2 separate regions of the Homo sapiens genome follow, and region 2 is linked to region 1. Evidence: chromatin loops called from intact Hi-C (ENCODE). Cell type or tissue: PC-3. All regions are shown on one strand. Each heading gives the region's core, and the rest is flanking DNA. Links, peaks and the distances in the headings are about the cores only.

What was found. Hi-C counts contacts between places; a loop is a spot of excess contacts. Peaks named below come from ENCODE experiments on the same cell type or tissue, not always from the same donor. Only the 100,000 strongest peaks of a DNase experiment are listed, where the experiment ranks them.
Region 2: a loop joins it to region 1, with 5 times the contacts of the local background. A loop is called at or near these places in 2 of 110 quality-filtered maps.

The regions. Positions count from the first base shown.
Region 1 is chr16:65,662,359-65,671,055 of GRCh38, forward strand. No RefSeq gene overlaps it. Among named protein-coding and RNA genes, the nearest start is that of LINC00922, 90 kb to the left of the region's middle. In PC-3, for the core only: a CTCF peak has its summit at 4,878; a DNase peak (open chromatin) is centred at 3,963; H3K27ac peaks cover 1,562 bases.
Region 2 is chr16:66,022,915-66,031,611 of GRCh38, forward strand. No RefSeq gene overlaps it. Among named protein-coding and RNA genes, the nearest start is that of CDH5, 340 kb to the right of the region's middle. RefSeq lists an enhancer at 7,212-7,711. In PC-3, for the core only: a CTCF peak has its summit at 3,509; a DNase peak (open chromatin) is centred at 6,137.

The sequences.
Region 1 (8,697 bases), core at 281-8,280:
GCTGGGGCAGTTGACTTGAGCACAGCTGACCTCTCAAGGTCTCCCCTGGCTCCAGATCCTCTGATTCAATAATAGTCCCTGTGAATAACAGATCTGCTCCCTGACACTGTGCATGATAAAGTGACCTGATACAAAGTCCTATTAAGATAAATCACATTTACGTTTAGGAAATTATATGTTTGAATCCTGTAATTTAATGTCACTGTGACGCCTGAGAGGAAGGAGAGAGAACTCAATTAGAGGCTAATTAGACCAGGCGACTCAGGAGGCCTCGGTTGGCTGTCTGCCTCTGCTGAAGGGAACTTAAGCAAAGCTACCCAAAATTCCTGCCCCTCTGCCTCAGTTTCCCCACCTTAAGATGGGGATAGTCCTTGTAAGGGAAGTAAAGGACCTTGAATAAGACAGAAAAGGTGCCAGGCACAGTGGCTCATGCCTGTAATCCCAGCACTTTGGGAGGCCGAGGCAGGCAGATCACCTGAGGTCAGAAGTTCCAGACCAGCCTGGCCAACATGGCAAAACCCCAATCCAGGCCGAGCGCAGTGGCTCATGCCTGTAATCCCGGCACTTTGGGAGGCCAAGGCGGGCGGATCACGAGGTCAGGAGATTGAGACCATCCTAACACGGTGAAACCCCGTCTCTACTAAAAAAAATGCAAAGAATCGGCCGGGTGTGGTGGCGGGCGCCTGTGGTCCCACCTACTCGGGAGGCTGAAGCAGGAGAATGGCGTGAACCCGGGAGGTGGAGCTTGCAGTGACCCGAGATCGTGCCACCGCACTCCAGCCTGGGCGACAGAGCGAGACTCCGTCTCAAAAAAAAAAAAAAAATCCAAAAATTAGCCGGGTATGGTGGCATGCGCAGGTCATCCCAGCTACTCGAGAGGCTGAGGTAGGAGAATTGCTTTAACCCGGGAAGCGGAGGTGGCAGTGAGGGGAGATCGCACCACTACACTACACTCCAGCCTGGGAGATAGAGCGAGACTCCATCTCAAAAAAAAAAAAAAAAAAAAAAAAAATCTGCTGGGGTCCATGGGTGGGCTTCAGAGGGTCTGTGAACCCTGCACCACAAAATGCAAAATCTATGTGGGAGTTATATTTACAGAGGAGTAGATCCCTCAGAGTTTCATCAGATGTTCAGAGGTAGGCAGAGCTAAAAACGCTACAAACTACTGCTTCTCTCAATCCTCCCCTTCAGCGGAAACTATTCTAACATCTCTCCTTCTCCAACCAACAGCCTTTGCTCCTTCCTGTTGTGGCCCCTCTTGCTAAAATGGCTGGTCATTGTCACCATCCTACTTCCTCCCTCCTCAAAATCCTGCCATCGCCACCATCCCCCTAAAACTCCCTTCCCAGGGTAACTGTTGGCCTTCTAAGATCCACCTATTTTTCTTAGCATCTTTCCAGCATCAGCCCCTGTTTGCAACTGCACTGAATCCCTGATCCCTTTGGCTTCTGTAATCCGTGATGTTGCCCTTCCAGACCACTGCCAGGCAAGCACTCCTTGCATCTCTCCTGGGCTCAGTCCTCTTCCTGCCCCACTCATATGGCATGGTGTTCCCAGGCCACCCCTCCAGCCCCTCTAGACTGAGGGTACTTGTGTTTAACACCCGCTTGGAATTCTTCTTGATGACTCAGACCCATGTAGGCAACTACCTCCTGGATTTCACAGAGATCCCTGAAATTCAACATTCAAGAACAAACTCAGTCATTTCCTACCCCATCTCATGCAGCTGAAATAACTATAAACCTAGTTGCCACCGCAGGAAACTTTCTCCTGAACTTCTCCCTCCATCCCTGATATCCTACAGGACCACACATTCTGAGGCTTGGAGATTTCCTGCTGAGTGGAGGTGACTGGAGAGAGGAAAAGTCTATCAGGGCAATCCTGAGGTCAAGGTGCCCTTGGAGAAGCAATGTTTTGGAGGGAACTCTGTATTGGAGTGGAGGTTCCGCAATGCACAAGGAACATAAAAGGGTGTGAGGGGAGGGGTTGTTTAGGTCACAGGAAGGACATGAAAGCTGTGGGTCCAAGAAGACTTGCCCTTTAAGTGGTGGTGGTGATGAGTTGGGCCAAGGGCAGACTGGGATGTGGAGAAGGATGTAGATGGGATAAAATGAAGTCCAGGGTCAAAGTGGAATGTGGGTGCAAGGTGTCTGTAGTGCTGCCACGGTGGTATTGCTCCTCCCCCAACAATTCCCAACCCCTGGTTTCCTGCCAAAGTCTAAATCTCAGTGGGTGAGCTAGTAGGGGGATGAGAAAATGACACTTGTCAAGGGATGCAATCCCATAATAGCACAGCAACCACCAGAGCTTAAAGAAGGGCCCTTTGGGACAGAGCGAAGACAGAAGGCAGTCGCAGGGGAGGAATGACAGGAACAGGATAGAGTTTCTTGATCTATAGCAGTTAATATCTGTTGAAGAAGGTCTTCCTTTATGACTGCATTGATCAAATGATGATGAGATAATGGCTACTGTGATAAAAAATCAAAGGAGAAGACTTCTTTATGTAGCACTTGCTTAGGCTCAGTGTAGCTTTAAGCTCTAATAACTTCAGAGAGATAAATGCCATAAATAAACAAAAACAGTATTTGAAATTATATTTCTTTTTTTTTTAACATTGATTTGGTTCTGTGAATTTTAAAAAACAAGTCTTTAAATTTTTTTCAGCCCCTCTGACTGAGCATAGCAAATATTGACTGAAACAAAAAGAACTCTTTTTTATTTTTTGAGGTGGATTTTCGCTCTTGTCACTCAGGCTGAAGTTCAATGGCACGAACTTGGCTCACTGCAACTTCTGCCTCCCGGGCTCAAGCTATTCTCCTGTCTCAGTCTCCCAAGTAGTTGGCATTACAGGCACGTGCCACCACACCCGGCAATTTGTGTGTGTGTGTGTGTGTGTTTTTAATAGAGATGGGGTTTCACCATGTCGGTCAGGCTGGTCTCAAACTCCTGACCTCAGGTGACCCACCCACCTCAGCCTCCCAAAGTGCTGGGATTACAGGCGTGGGCCTCTGTGCCCAGCGTGAAACAAAAATTAAAATGAAAGATTTATAAATGCACAAAACGAAAGATTTTTAGAAAAGGGTAATACTTCAACTTTCAAATGATGTGTTTTTGTTAAGTGTATAGCATGGGTGCTTCTGAAATTATTAAAAATCAAAATTACACTCAAGCTTTGGGAAGACTTTTTATTTAAAAAAAAATCATAATATTCAATCTTCATAGTAGCTCCCTAAAGGTAGGTATTACTATAACCCTCTTTTACAGACAAAAATCCAGAGTTTGAGTGAGGTTAGGAGACCTGCCAAAGTTGCTTAGGGAGGGATTCTGGAGCTGAGTTACCGCCTCTTGTGACCAAAATGTAATGTAGCCTAACGAGAGATTTGGGAATGATGCCTCCAGCTCATGGGCTGGCCAAGTAGTTGCCTTATAAAATAGTGAGGAGTCTTCCTGACAGAACACGTGTGGACAGAATGCAAACTAGAGGAAAGTAGCAAGTTGGCCTGGGGGAAGATTATCTCACAGAGGACCCCTCCAGGGTGCAGCCAGAGACAGTGGTGGGCCAGGATGGGAGGGGACTGAGCTGGGTTGTTTATCTTTGTCCATATGGGCTGCTGGTGATGTTTACATAGACTGCATGGAGCTCTTTGGGTCAGCTTTAACTGGGGGTATGCAGACTAGATGGGGAAGAACGAAGGGAGGGTACAAAGAAACCCGAAGGGAGATCTGGGCATTGCAGGAGCACAAATGGATGAGAAATGTGAGACCGGGTGAGATGCAAGCTATGCGTAGCTGCTCAAATATTAATCAACAATATATTTTAATGACATCAAACACCAGTGAGCATTTGAAGAAACATGAAGGGCTTTGGATACTTGAATAATGGCATTGTCACTTTGAGATTTTATGGTCTCATCTTTGGCAAGAGCTACAGCAAAACCCTAAGCAAATAGTCAGGGTGCTGGGCGTGAGCTTTGGAATGTGAGTCAGCAGCGGCTCAACAGGTCCCTCATAATAACAAAGCATCTGCCTCTCCCAAAGTCACCTGGTTTCTTAGGATCATAGCACATCTGCAAAGCCCACAGCTAAATGGCCTCTTCTGTCGGTACAGGGTCAGGCCTGGGCTCAGAGAGCCCCATGGAGCTCTGCTCATACATTAGCTGCTGTGTGACCTTGGGCTCAGGACAGAACCACTGGAACTCAGTTTTGAAATCTGTAAAGTGGGATGGCTCTAGGTTCATGGTAAATGTCAAGGAGGTACGAGTGATAGAGCCCACACAGGCCCAGGCACCTGGTGAGCTGGGGTAAAGCAGCTCTAGAACATTATTACCGTGCCCAGCTATTGCTCATCTTGGCCACCTGCGGCTGCGGCTCAAGAAGAACAGCGAGGCATCCAGCCACACAGTTCACCGTAGGTGGGCTGGCCTGTAGCCCAGGTCTCAGAGAGTCAGACCAGTTGTTTTTCCCTCAGCTGTAAGCAGAATTCTCCCAGAAGGACCAGCCAGCCCTGGGTTGAGCAGAGGAGACTTGGCTTATTCCTTGTACGATCTGGGAGGATTACTCCTCATCCTAGGAAGATAAAAAAGGCATGAAATGCCTTTACTAGACTATTTACTAGACTCAGGGTATAGTAAAGCTGTTAACATCGAGATGAACAGAAACAAGAGTTAGGCGGCTGCCTTCTAAAGCTGACCCAAGACAGCAAGCGTGGCCACAGGTAATTAAAAGAAAGAAATACATCGCCCTTTACACACCCACAGTGTTCAGAGGGCTTTTATCAGCAATGCTTTTGTCCTCCAAGAAGAGGCCCTAAGGAGAGGCTAAGAACTGTAAGTAAGTTCATCACACAGAGTCACTAGGCCCCTCAGTGGCCACTGTGAGATAAGCAAGCCAAGACTTGCTGTGCCTAACTCCCAGGGCCTCATCTGTGCTCTACAGAGCTACCTCTATGGCGATTATCAGGTCAGAGAGACACAAAGACCCCAGCCCAGGGCACCTGAAGGCCATTTCCAGTCTAACCTTCCTGATAGGAGAAAGTCAGTGAGCAGCACACCTGGGAGGAAAGGAATGGCAGGTCAGGGAGGCTCGTGGCTTCTGGCCTCCATTTCCACATCAGAAAGCCTGAGGTAGCAATGATCGCTGCCTAATAGGCAGGGCCGACATGGACAGTTGCTCAAGCAGTGCACTGCACCTGTCCTCCTGGAGGTGCCACATGTGCCAGGCACCCCTGGAGCTGAACAGTGTTTGACCTGTCAAACAGTGGTTCGACCAATCTCAGTAAGAATCTCATGAGATTTTGTTAAACCACTTTGGAAAAAGTCAAAAACTATGCAACGATTAGCCATCATCACAATAGTTACCAAAAAAAAAGTTTTACAATTACCCTCTCTACACTGACCATCTCTTTGTGGGGCCTTAACCTCTGTAGCACTTTCTCTACTGTCCAACTGGCAATAGCAACAAGAAAAAACACACACGATATTTAAACACAAATATTAATCACTGCCCCCCAAGACTCTTCTGTTATAATTCAGTATTTCTCAAATTTCCATGTATATGTGAATCATCTGAATTTTTTTTAATGGGATTCTGATGAAGAGAGGTAGATTTAGGAAGTAAAAGAGGGGTGCTGAGATGCTGCATTTCTGACAGGTGCCATGGGCCTTGCTATGGTGAGGCTGTTGCTGCTGCTCTGTGGACCACACTTGGAGAAGAAAGCCTGTGACTCCCGCAGCACCTAATGTTAGCATAAGGGATGTTTGTTTTTCCTTGGTTTTTTGAGGACCAGTAGAAATGAAGGGCCAACAAACTAAAGCCTGCAGCCCAAATCCAGCCTGCTGCCTCACTTAGTAAATAAAATTTTATCAGAACACAGCCACACCTACTATTTACATATTGTCTCTGGCTGTTTTGTTGCTGTCATAACGGGGTCGAGTGGTTGTGACAGAGACTGTGTTGCCTACAAAGCTGGAGATATTTACTACCTAGTCCTTTAAGAAGAGGCTAGATGACCAAGCAGTTAAGGTGAGACCAACTTGTATTGAGTGGGGGTAGGAGTCAGAGGGAGAGAGACAGGAAAGAGAAACACATTGAATCTGAAATCAAACACACTTCATCAAACACACTTCATCACATGGTGCTTTCAACCTCAACACCCTGCCAACTGACTTTCAGCTTGGCTATCAGGGAGGCTTCATTTCTGAGGAGAGTTCATTGGTTTATTTGTTTGTTTTAATTTGTATAGATTTAGAGGGTAAAACTGCAGTTTCTTACATGGATATATTGAATAGTGTGAGGTCTGGGCTTTTAGTGTAGCAATCACCCAAATAGTGTACATTGTATCTATTAAGTAATTTCTCATCCCTTATTCCCATCCCACCCTTCTGAGTCTCCAATGTGCATTATTCCACAATGTATGTTCCTGTGTACACATTGTTTAAAGTGAAAACATGTAGTATTTGATTTCCTAAGTTATTTCACTTAAGACAGTGGTCTCCAGGTCCATCTCTGTTATTGCAAAATACATGATTTTATTCTTTTATGGCTGAATAGTGTTTCATTTTGTGTGTGTGTGTGTGTGTACCACATTTTCTTTATCCAATCATCTGTTGATGGACACTTAGACTGATTTCACATCTTTGCTATTGTGAATAGTGCTGTGATAAACATGAGTGCAAGTATCTTTTTAATATAATGATTTCTTTTCCTTTGGGTAGACACCCAGTAGTGGAGTTGCTGAATCAAACGATAGTTCTATGTTTAGCTCTTTGAGAAATCTCGATACCGTTTTCCATAGAGTTTTACTAATTGTGCTAATTTACATTTCCACCAACAATGTATAAGCGTTTCCTTTTCTCTGCATCTTCACCAACATTTGTTATTCTTTGACTTCTTAATACTAGCCATTCTGACTGATTTAAGATGGTATCTCACTGTGTTTTAATTTGCTTTTCCCTGATTATTAGTGATATCGAGCATTTTTTCATATGCTTGTTGGTGACTTGTATGTCTTCTTTTGAATAAAGGTCTGTTCCTGTCTTTTGCCCACTTTTTAATGAGGTTATTTGTGTTTTGTTGTTGAGTTGTTTAAGTTCCTTGTAGATTCTGGAGAGCTTATTTTTGTTAGTCATCTTTGCAGAGAGATGGTAGATTAGACCTCCTTAGGTTTCTCTGTTGGCAGAAAAAACAGATATATTCCAGAAAGCCATGTAGAGTCCATCTTGGCCTCCAATATAGAGATGTGTCATAATTGGCAGAAGCCAGCATCTTCGCAGGTAACATGATAGGATTCAGATTATTCAGTCCAAGATGTTCTGAGAAATGCAGCTGGCCCAAGCTGAGTCCAGACATGTGGCCAAGAAGTCCCTCAGAGATCCAGTTCATTCTGACACCTGGCTACCAAGTGAAGGATCCAATGTTAAGAAGTTGGCCATCAATAACTACAAAAACCACTTGTGGTTATTTCAGTATTCCTAAAATACGTGGGTTTTTTTGTTTGTTGGTTTTTTTTTTGACCCTGTAGGCTCCCAGAGCCAGGCTATAAGTTAAAGGTCATCCACTCTGCTCCCACCATGCTCCCAACTATCAACAACAGTTGCCTCAACCATGGTTTTGACCGGGTGATTTCAGCCTCCACTTGAATACTCCTCATAATAAGGAGCTCACTACCTGTCTTAATCTGTTTGTGTGGCTATAAAAGAATACTTGAGACTGGATCATTTACGAAGAAAAGAGGTTTATTTAGCGTATAGTTCTGCAGGCTGACAAGATCGAGGGCGTGGCCATGGCTCCTGGCTTTCGTGCTGCATCACAACATGGTGGAGAGGGTCAAAAGGGAACAAACCCATGCACAAAGGGGAGAAATCTGAGGGGCATCCTTGTTGTATAACCCACTGTCGTGGGAGCTAGTCCATTCCCAGAGAACTAATCCAGTCTCATCAGCATGAACTCAATACCATGAGAACAGCACTCAGCCCTTCAGGAGGAATCCACACCCCATGATCAAAACACCTCCCACCAGGCCCCACCTTCCAACACCACCACACTAGGGATCACATTTCTACATGAGTTTTGGTGGCGACAAACAAACCATATCTGAGCCATAGCATTCCTGCACACACAAATGCTTGTGTGACTCCATTTGCAACAAAGTTCCTCTTTGAACTGAGTTCAAACCCGCTTCCATGCAGTGTCCATCCACTGGTCCAAGTGCCACGTTACAGAGTCAAAGAAAATGAGTCTAACCCTTGTCATCCCCCACAGAACTTCAAATCTCTTTTCTGGGGTGACTTTGGATAGGTTGCTGTATCTCTTGGGGCCCCTGTTTCCTCACATCTAAACTGGGGGGGTCCCAACTGGACACACAGAATGTTTGTGGGGGTCAAAGAGGTAGGGGTGGCCAAACTTTCATCCCCAGTATCTCACATAATGCTCATGCCAGCTCTGTGAAGTGGAAATTGGTTATTCTCATTTTTAAAATAAGGAAACTGAAGTTCCGAAGGGGAAGCGGCTCAGCTGGTGAGGGCAGGGGAAGGCTTCAAATCCACGCACATCTAAAGCAACCTCAGTGCTCTGTGGAACTCATCATTTGCCTCTTAGGAAAGTAGGGGACCAGTTTTGGGACAAAGGAACCCTCGGGTTATTCAGATTCAGATTCTGGACCTGGAAATTCCAAAATGAGCCCTTGAAAGCTGGAAATAA
Region 2 (8,697 bases), core at 146-8,145, 360 kb after region 1:
AGAAGAGTTCCTCTCCTCCCCCATCCCTTCTCTCTCTCCCTTTTTCTCTTTCTCTTTCTCTCTCCCCTAGTCTATTACCAACCATAGACTCATGAATACAGTATTGTTCTGTTTGACACTCAAAAATTGATCTAAATTTGGCCTGTGGGAGCCCATGCAAGCTGGCAGCCATGTGCCTTATTCCTCTCTGCATGTCTAGTAGCTCTGCTACTCTGGGCAAGTGACTTCATCTCTTTCTCAGTCTCTTCTCTGGAAGTTAGATAATGTAACGATTGACCTTGATAGGTTTTTTGTAAGATGAAATGAGTGAGCACATGTGAAACATTTGGAACTGTGCCTGCCACGCGCTAAAGCCAATGTAAGTGCTTGTTATTACATATTCTTATCATCTTTATCATGATGATCATCACAACCACCACCATCACCACCTCCCAGCCCAGGCTTTGGCATGGCTAGAGCTCCACAGGCAGCCGAGGGAGGAAGGGATGGAGGAAGAGAGAAAGGGTAGAGTAAAAATCTTTAAGAGGAGAGATGATATGTCAGCAACCCCTGGAAGCCCCTTCCTTCCCACCCTTCCTCCCAACCCTTCCTCACTCCCCTGCTCATGACCACTTGTTTGCTAATATCCAGCCTCCAGAGTAGGTGTGAAGCCCACCCTATCCCCTCACCCATGGAGACATATTTGGTGAACTGAACTAACACAGGGCTGTTAGATAAACCCGAGTTCTGGCTGACAAGATGTGTGCTCTTTCCCATCTGCTGCCTTCTAAACAATGCTGGTCTTATTATTTCAAACGACACGCAGTTCTCTCTGTAAATCTGCTTGTCATGCCAATTCAGATTTTATGTAAGTGCATTTCTCATTTCATTTTCCTCTGCATACAAGTCACTGATGCAAGGCAGCTAAACCCCAGGTCTGCCACACTCCCTGAAGGATGACCTTGGCCTAGTCTTCACTTCCTTGACCCCAGAAGGCACCTTGGTTCTCATTACAGAGACCATGAGGAGTCTCTGAAAGTTCGGGGGTAGGGGTGGTAAATTATGAAACAAGAACAACAGGAAGTTGGTGCTTGTTGAAGCTGGCAATGAGTGTATGAGAGTTGGTTGTATTATTCTCCCTAATTGCATATGTTTGAAATTTTCCGTAATAAGAAGTTGAGAAGGAAAACCTCTAAGAGCTGGGCATCTGGGCTGAGTTTTGCAGGGTGAATAAGAGTTTCTGGTCAAATAAGGAGCAGAGGAACAATCCAGACAGAAAGGGATGTCACAAGAGTAGAGCCCAGAGCTGGGCAGTCTAGTGGAAGATTATTCTATTTCACCCTAAAATCGTGAAGTGTGATTCAGTTCTGGTACTAACCACCCATAGTGCAGACCCCAGAAGCTAAGGGCTCAGTCCTCCACAAGACTGTCTTTACCTCAGACACCAGCTCAAGTGGGGTCCCACATCACCTGCCCTTCTGACCAACTGGCTACAAATGTGAAGGCTCCTAGTATTCCCTTCAGATTTGATAATTCACTAAAATAGCTCACAGAACTCAGGAAAGCACTATACTTATTACTACAATTTTATTATAAAGGATACAAATCAGGACCAGCCAAACAACAAGGTGAGACCCAGGAAGGTCTTGAATATAGAGCTTTCGTGCCCTCTCCCTGTCCATCTGCCCACTCATCCATCTATCTGCCCACCTATCCATCCATCCATCCATCCATTCACTCATCTGTTCACCCATCCATCCATCCATCCATCCATGCATCTATTCACCAATCCATCCATCCATCCATCCACCTATCCATCCATCCATCCACCTATCCATCCATCTATCCACCTATCCATCCACCTATCCATCCATCCCTCCATCCATCCATGCATCTATTCACCAATCCATCCATCCATCCATCCACCTATCCATCCATCCATCCACCTATCCATACCTCCATCCATCCCTCCATCCGTCCCTCCATCCATCCCTCCATCCATCCATCCATCCATCCATCCGTGCCTTCTCCCTGTAGAATCAGGGCCTGTCACTCTCTGGCCCATCAGTGTATTCACCAACAAGGAAGCTCCACTGAGCTTCAGTGTCTACAGTTTTTATTGGGGTTTCATTACATAGACATGATTGATAACTCAATCTCCAGCCTCCCTCACCTTACTGGAAGTAAGGCTGGCTCCAAGCTCCAATCTAACCACCTGATTGGTCTTCCTGGTGACCAGCCTCCAGCCCAAGTCATCTCATCTCAGCATAAACTCATGTGTGATCCAAGGGGATCCTGCGTAACAAAGATACTCCTATCACTAAAGAAATCCAAGAGTTGGCCAGGCACGGTGGCTCATGCCTATAATCCCAGCACTTTGGTAGGCTGAGGCAGGTCCATCACGAGGTCAGGATATTGAGACCATCCTGGCCAACATGGTGAAACCCTGTCTCTACTAAAAAATACAAAAAAATTAGCCAGGCATGGTGGTATGTGCCTGTAGTCCCAGCTACTCAGGAGGCTGAGGCAGGGGAATCACTTGAACCTGGGAGGCAGAGGTTGCAGTGAGCTGAGATTGCACCACTGCACTCCAGTCTGCCGACAGGCAAGACTCTGTCTCAAAAAAGAAAGAAAGAAAGAAAGAAAGAAAGAAAGAAAGAAAGAAAGAAAGAAAGAAAGAAAGAAAGAAAGAAAGAAAGAAAGAAAGAAGGAAGGAAGGAAGGAAGGAAGGAAGGAAGGAAGGAAGGAAGGAAGGAAGGAAGGAAAGAAGGAAGGAAGGAAGGAAGGAATCCAAGAGTTTTACAAGCTCTGTACCAGGCACCTAGGGCTAAGTCCAGACAAATGTTGTTTTACACAACAAAGGTACAAGGCAACAGAGAACACTAGGCAACAGGCACATGCTGAGTTTCCCATCTACACCTCTGCTTCTCTGGGTGCTCTGATTTGTGCTATCACCTGATTCTCAAGACATCACTGTAGAGTATATGTGCAGGGGAGGGAGAGAGGAAGGGAGGAGAGAGAGAGAAATGGAGAAAGAGAAGTGGAGAAAGTGACAGAAAGTAGAAGAGAGGGGAGAATGAAAGGAATGAAGATAAGGGAGATGGCAGAGAGAGGGAAAGTGGGGGAGATAGAGTGGAAGAGAATGAAAAGAGAGCAGGAGGAAAGAGACGGAGGAGGGAGAGAAGAGAAAGATTTTAACTGCACTTTACAAGAAACTGAGCTCCAGAGAGGATGAATGTCCAATTCAAAATCATATGAAAGAAGCAGCAAGACTCAAATCCAGGTGAATCATATTCCAACATGTGCTTATTCTGGTCTGGAGAAGAGGGCAAAGTAAGGATTTTATATGAAAATAATGAAGTTTCTGAGACTTTATTCTGATGGGTAATAAGAATCCGCAGAGGCTTGTAAACAGGGGAACGCAGTAACAGCTGTGCCTGCAGCTCCATAGGACATGGACAGGAGGGAGGCAGAGAGAGGTGGCATGCCAGAAAAGAAGAGCCAGGTCTAAAGGGGCAGAGATGAGGCCCCACCTAGAGGATTCATAGGGAAAGGCAATGGGAGACAGAGCAGGGACAAGGGATGCGCTGCTGGCTGACCCGTTTCCATTTAGAAGCATGAGCCCTGGCCGGGCATGGTGGTTCACACCTGTAATTCCAGCACTTTGAGAGGCTGAGGCAGCTGGATCACCTGAGGTCAGGGGTTCAAGACCAGCCTGGCCAACATGGTGAAACCCTGTCTCCACTAAAAATACAAAAGAATTAGCCAGGTGTGGTGGTGTGTGCCACCTGTAATCCCAGCTACTCAGGAGTCTGAGGCAGGAGAATCCCTTGAGCCCAGGAGGCAGAGGTTGCAGTGAGCCAAGATCATGCCAATGCACTCTAGCCTATGCGACAGAGTGACATTCTGTCTTAAAACAAAACAAAACAAAACAACCACAATAAAAAACAAAGAAGCATGAGGCCTTCCCCAGCCATGTAAACACAAGTTGGCTTATTATGTTATACAATATCCAGCCTCTGCTTTCTGCACATGTGTATGTCAGACAATTCTGCTTTTATGCAAATTGCTGTGTAATCCTTTCATCATCTAAGACATCACTGCTGCTGAATCCACCTGGTCCTCCTATCCCCCTGACAGTCTATACTAGTCATCCTACAGCAAAGAGGTCTATGGGCATATCCCCCCACCTTGAATTGCCAAATGAAATCTACCACGAACCAAGTGGCTTGAGGATTTTGCACACTGTCCCAGGCAGGTCAGGCAGAGCATTCAGGGGCAGCCCAGCCTGTCTCCTTTAGAGAGCCACACCTCCCTCATGCTGCTGGGTTCTGGAGAGAATGTTGGGGACAGCACACCCCACACACGCTTGCTACAGTGCAAGGCTCACATCCAGCCACAGCCACATGTGGCTCTTCATCCTCCAGCAACAGTGATGGGTCCAAGGGCAGCCAATCAGAATCATTGCTTGGAAGGAAAGCTGTCCTATTTCGGTTTGGGTTCATGCCAATCACATTCTATAAAGGTATGAAGGGCATCCTCCAGGCAAAGGCAAGAAGGGACTGGGGGTGAAAGCAGAGGGAAATAGAGAAGGAAAGTGAGAGAGATCACAATGTATATGAGGCCCTGGCTCAACCCCTGACGTTTCAAGTTATGTGAATCAATTATTCTGTTTTTCTTCAAGATAGTTATAAGCAAGTTTATTTCACTGGAGACGGTCATGCTAATCTATGGCATTGCTTTGAAATCGGTCATTTTCCATCTACTATTGTTGTTAGTAATTATCAGTAGCGGGCAGTGGCTCACACCTGTAACCCCAGCACTTTAGAAGACTGAGGCAAGAGGACTGCTTGAGGTAGCAGTTCAAGACCAACCTGGATAACATAGTGAGACCTCATCTCTACAAAAAAAAAATGTTTTAATTAGCCAGGTTTGGTGATGCATGCCTGTGGTCCCAGCTAGCCAAAAGGCTGAGATGAGAGGATGGCTTGAGCCCAGGAGTTGGGCACTGCAGTGTGCTATGATTATGCCACCATACTCCAGCCTGGATGACAGAGGAGACCCTGCCTCAGAAATAAACAACAACAACAAAAAACTATCAGCAGCATCCACTGGACTGTGCATCCAGGCAGCGAACTATTGGCTGCATTTGTCATTTTATTCCATCCTTGTTTAACCTGGAGAGATGAGCAGCAGTATTTCTTTTTTTTTTTTTTTTTTTTTTTTTTTTTTTTTTTTTTTTTTTTGAGAGAGAGAGTTTTGCTTTTGTTGCCCAGGCTGGAGTGCAGTGGTGTGAACTCGTCTCACCGCAACCTCCCCCTGCCAGGTTCAAGCGATTCTCCTGCCTTAGCCTCCCGGGTAGCTGGGACTCCAGGCACATACTACCACGCCCAGCTAATTTTCATATTTTTAGTAGGGACAGGGTTTCATCATGTTGACCAGGCTGGTCTTGAACTCCTTGCCTCAAGTGATCCACCCGCCTCAGCCTCCCAAAGTGCTGGGATTACAGGTGTCAGCCACCACACCTGGCCAGTATTTCATTTTATAGATGAGGATACTAACACTTGGACAGGTTTAGTGAATTGTTCTCAGATTCTTACCTTCTCAGCTTGTAAGTGATAAAGCCACTATGCAGATGGGAAAACTAAGGACTGGGGGAGAAAGTGATCTACTCAGTGTCACAGAGTAAGTCAAACTAGCAGCAGGATGCAAACTCAAAACCCTGAGTTCTCAGTCTAGTGCTCTGTTGGTCAGATCTGAACTATTTCAACAGACCAAAGGAGCTCTCCAAGGAACAGGATATGCCATTAGGCTGACTGCTATTCTGCCTTCCTGGATCCTCCCATTCACGTTTTAACCAATGTCAGGGGCTTAGAGGAAGGGCACATTCAGGATCCATGGACTGGACAGAAGTGTTTTTACTTTGTTTGTAGAGTGGCATAACAATTTGATTCAATACCTTACAACTGTGAGATTGCACACACAAATCTGGGCTATATCTTGGCAGCAGATTCCACTGGGCTTGGTGATGGATTGAATGTGGGAGTCTGACCCAGACTGAGAGCAGAGTGTCAACCAAACACAGTAAGTCCACCAGAGTCCCTCCCTCCCTGTCCCTGTTTCCATTCAGCAAATTGTTTCTGGCATTTCTACTACATGCCTAAGATCTGAGACAGCCAGAAACAAAGATGACACAGCCCTAGCTCCCAGATGATGCCTATGACAGGCAGATGTTTTTCTCCAATACTGCCATGTAACAAGTCCAAACTCTCAGTGGTGCAACATCATTTATTGCTTTTAAGTCTGTAGATTTACCGTTCTGGCTTTGGGGAAGTGGGGCAGGTTTGGGTGTGCTCCATGTCTCTCTCCAAGACCAGCAGCAAATACGGGCATTGTCTTCTCATAGCAAATAGCAGAATTGCAAGAGTCTGAGCAAAACTCCACAAATACAATTAAGCCAGACACAGTGGCTCATCCTGTAATTCCAGCACTTTGGGAGGCCAACGTGGGAGGATCTCTTGAGCCCAGGAGTTCAAGACCAGCCTAAGCAACATAGCAAGACACCATCTCTACAAAACAATACAAAAATTAACCAGGTGTGGTGGCTCACACCTGTAGTCCCAGCTACTTGGGAGGCTAAGGTGGGAAGATCATTTGAACCTGGGAGGTCAAGGCTGCAGTGAGCCATGACGGTGCCACTGCACTCCAGCCTGGGTGACAGAGTGAGACCCTGTTTCCAAAAAAAAAAAAAGAAAGAAACAAAACCTGCTTTTGCCACACCTACTAGCATTTTCTTGGCTAAAACAAGCTTCATGGTCATGTCCAAAGTCAATGAGAAATGAGACTGAGATAAGTACACTACCTTTCCTATAGATATTGCAAAGTCATATGGCAAGGGGGTACGGATGTATAATACTATTATATGAGAAGGGAGTAAAGATATGGTACTATTCAGTATTCATAATGGATCAGTCTTTTAAGTCATTGATTTGCCACTCTGCTGGGCCCTGGGGGAAAGGAGGTTGGAGAAGCAATAGAGTGGACTGATGTCAGTCTCTGCGTTAAGCCAGAACACACCTGCAGCTGTTAAATAGAGAATAGGAGATCGCAGTGGAAAACGCACTGGAGAGAGTGGAGCAGGTTGCATGCCCTAGCCTTTGGAAGGCGGAGAACAGCCAGGCTTGGTGGTTCTGGGACTCACGGCCAGAGGCAGGTGTCAAACGTCAAAGAGCCAGCTCCTCTTACTACCAGAGACCAAGTCAAGGCTAATGAGGAGGAGGCCCAGGAACAGGCCCTGGTGGGCAAATGCAGCTGGCTCCACCAGAGGCAGTTCTCACTAATTGTGCTTCTTTGGCAGATGACTCACCAAACAGAGGACTCAATCCCAAGCCCAGTGAGGGTCCAGCAGCCTTCAGGCCAGGGCCTTGGAGGCAGGCTGAGCACTGGGCAGCCAGCCAGACCAGATTCTGCTTGAAAGTGCCTGAAAACCTCCAGCCTGAGTCGCTTAGGTTCTGAAAACTCTGCCTCAACTCACTTCAAGCCTAGGTTTCACTGGAGAAAAGTTATGTGATGAGAGGAAGGAGGAAAGGAAAGATAGTGACTGGAAAAGAATTTTTACAAGTTCACAGAGTGGTTCTTTGAAGGGGTGGAGTCCTTGCTGGATGTGGTTCTTCTGCACTACACAGGAGACCATCCTCCTTTCTACCCACTCCTACCCATGACTCTTTAGAAAAGCCTGGCAGAGGGTCCTTCATAATAGCATCCTTGGTTCCTCGGTGAAATTCACCAAAACAGTGACCTATGTCTCCATTAGCTGCCAAGACACATCCAGGTGCCTCACTTGGGGCTCTGGTGGCAAACCTGGGGTGGAGAAATAAGCTTCCACCCATTAAATTGGCCCATGCAACCAGGAAGTCTCACCCATGCCAGGCTTCAGGACTCAAATCAGCTTGAGCATATGCTTGGGAAGAAATGCATAATCAATTTCAAGGTTGTGCCCTCATCTCCTAGATTCGAAAATCACACAGATGATCCAAGTTCATGAGAATAGCAGACATGAACAAACCTACTTCCTACACTTTACAGATGGGGATACTGAGGCTTTGGGTTCAAGCAGGTCCTCAAATATTAATTTTGCTAATAAGAAAAGCAAACAAAATGAGGATTTATTTCTGGGCCAGATGCTATGCCAAGGATCAGGGCAGCTGCCAACACTTGCCCATTTGTAAGGGACCTGGGACAGTACACATGGCTTGGTGAGCAGAGTGTAGGCCGGATTTCAGCCCCCGTTTGCCGCCCAGCCAGGTTCTCTTAGGCAGTGTGTGACAGGCACAACTGTACATGGCAGCCCTACTCAGCACTCTCCTTATGAAGAAGACACTATTTGTAGCATCAATTTAGAGACAAGAAAAATGGGGATTAGAGAAAGTAATTTGCCCAACTTTATGTAACTATAACATACAAGTCTCTAGAGTTTGTGATCTTAGAAAACAGAATAACACAATCGTTATCTGCCTCACTCCATTTTGTTTTTGGAGCAGCCAAATATTTTATTGGTTTAGGGTTACTTGGCAAAAAAAAAAAAAAATTGGGTTTCTAGGAATGGTTAATAACATATTAACTAACACAATGTCAAAGATCTAGTTGTATGTTTAGAAGCACAAAATCATGATGGGCAGATCTAGGGGAGACATTTCATCCAGTTTCACAGCCTCCTAC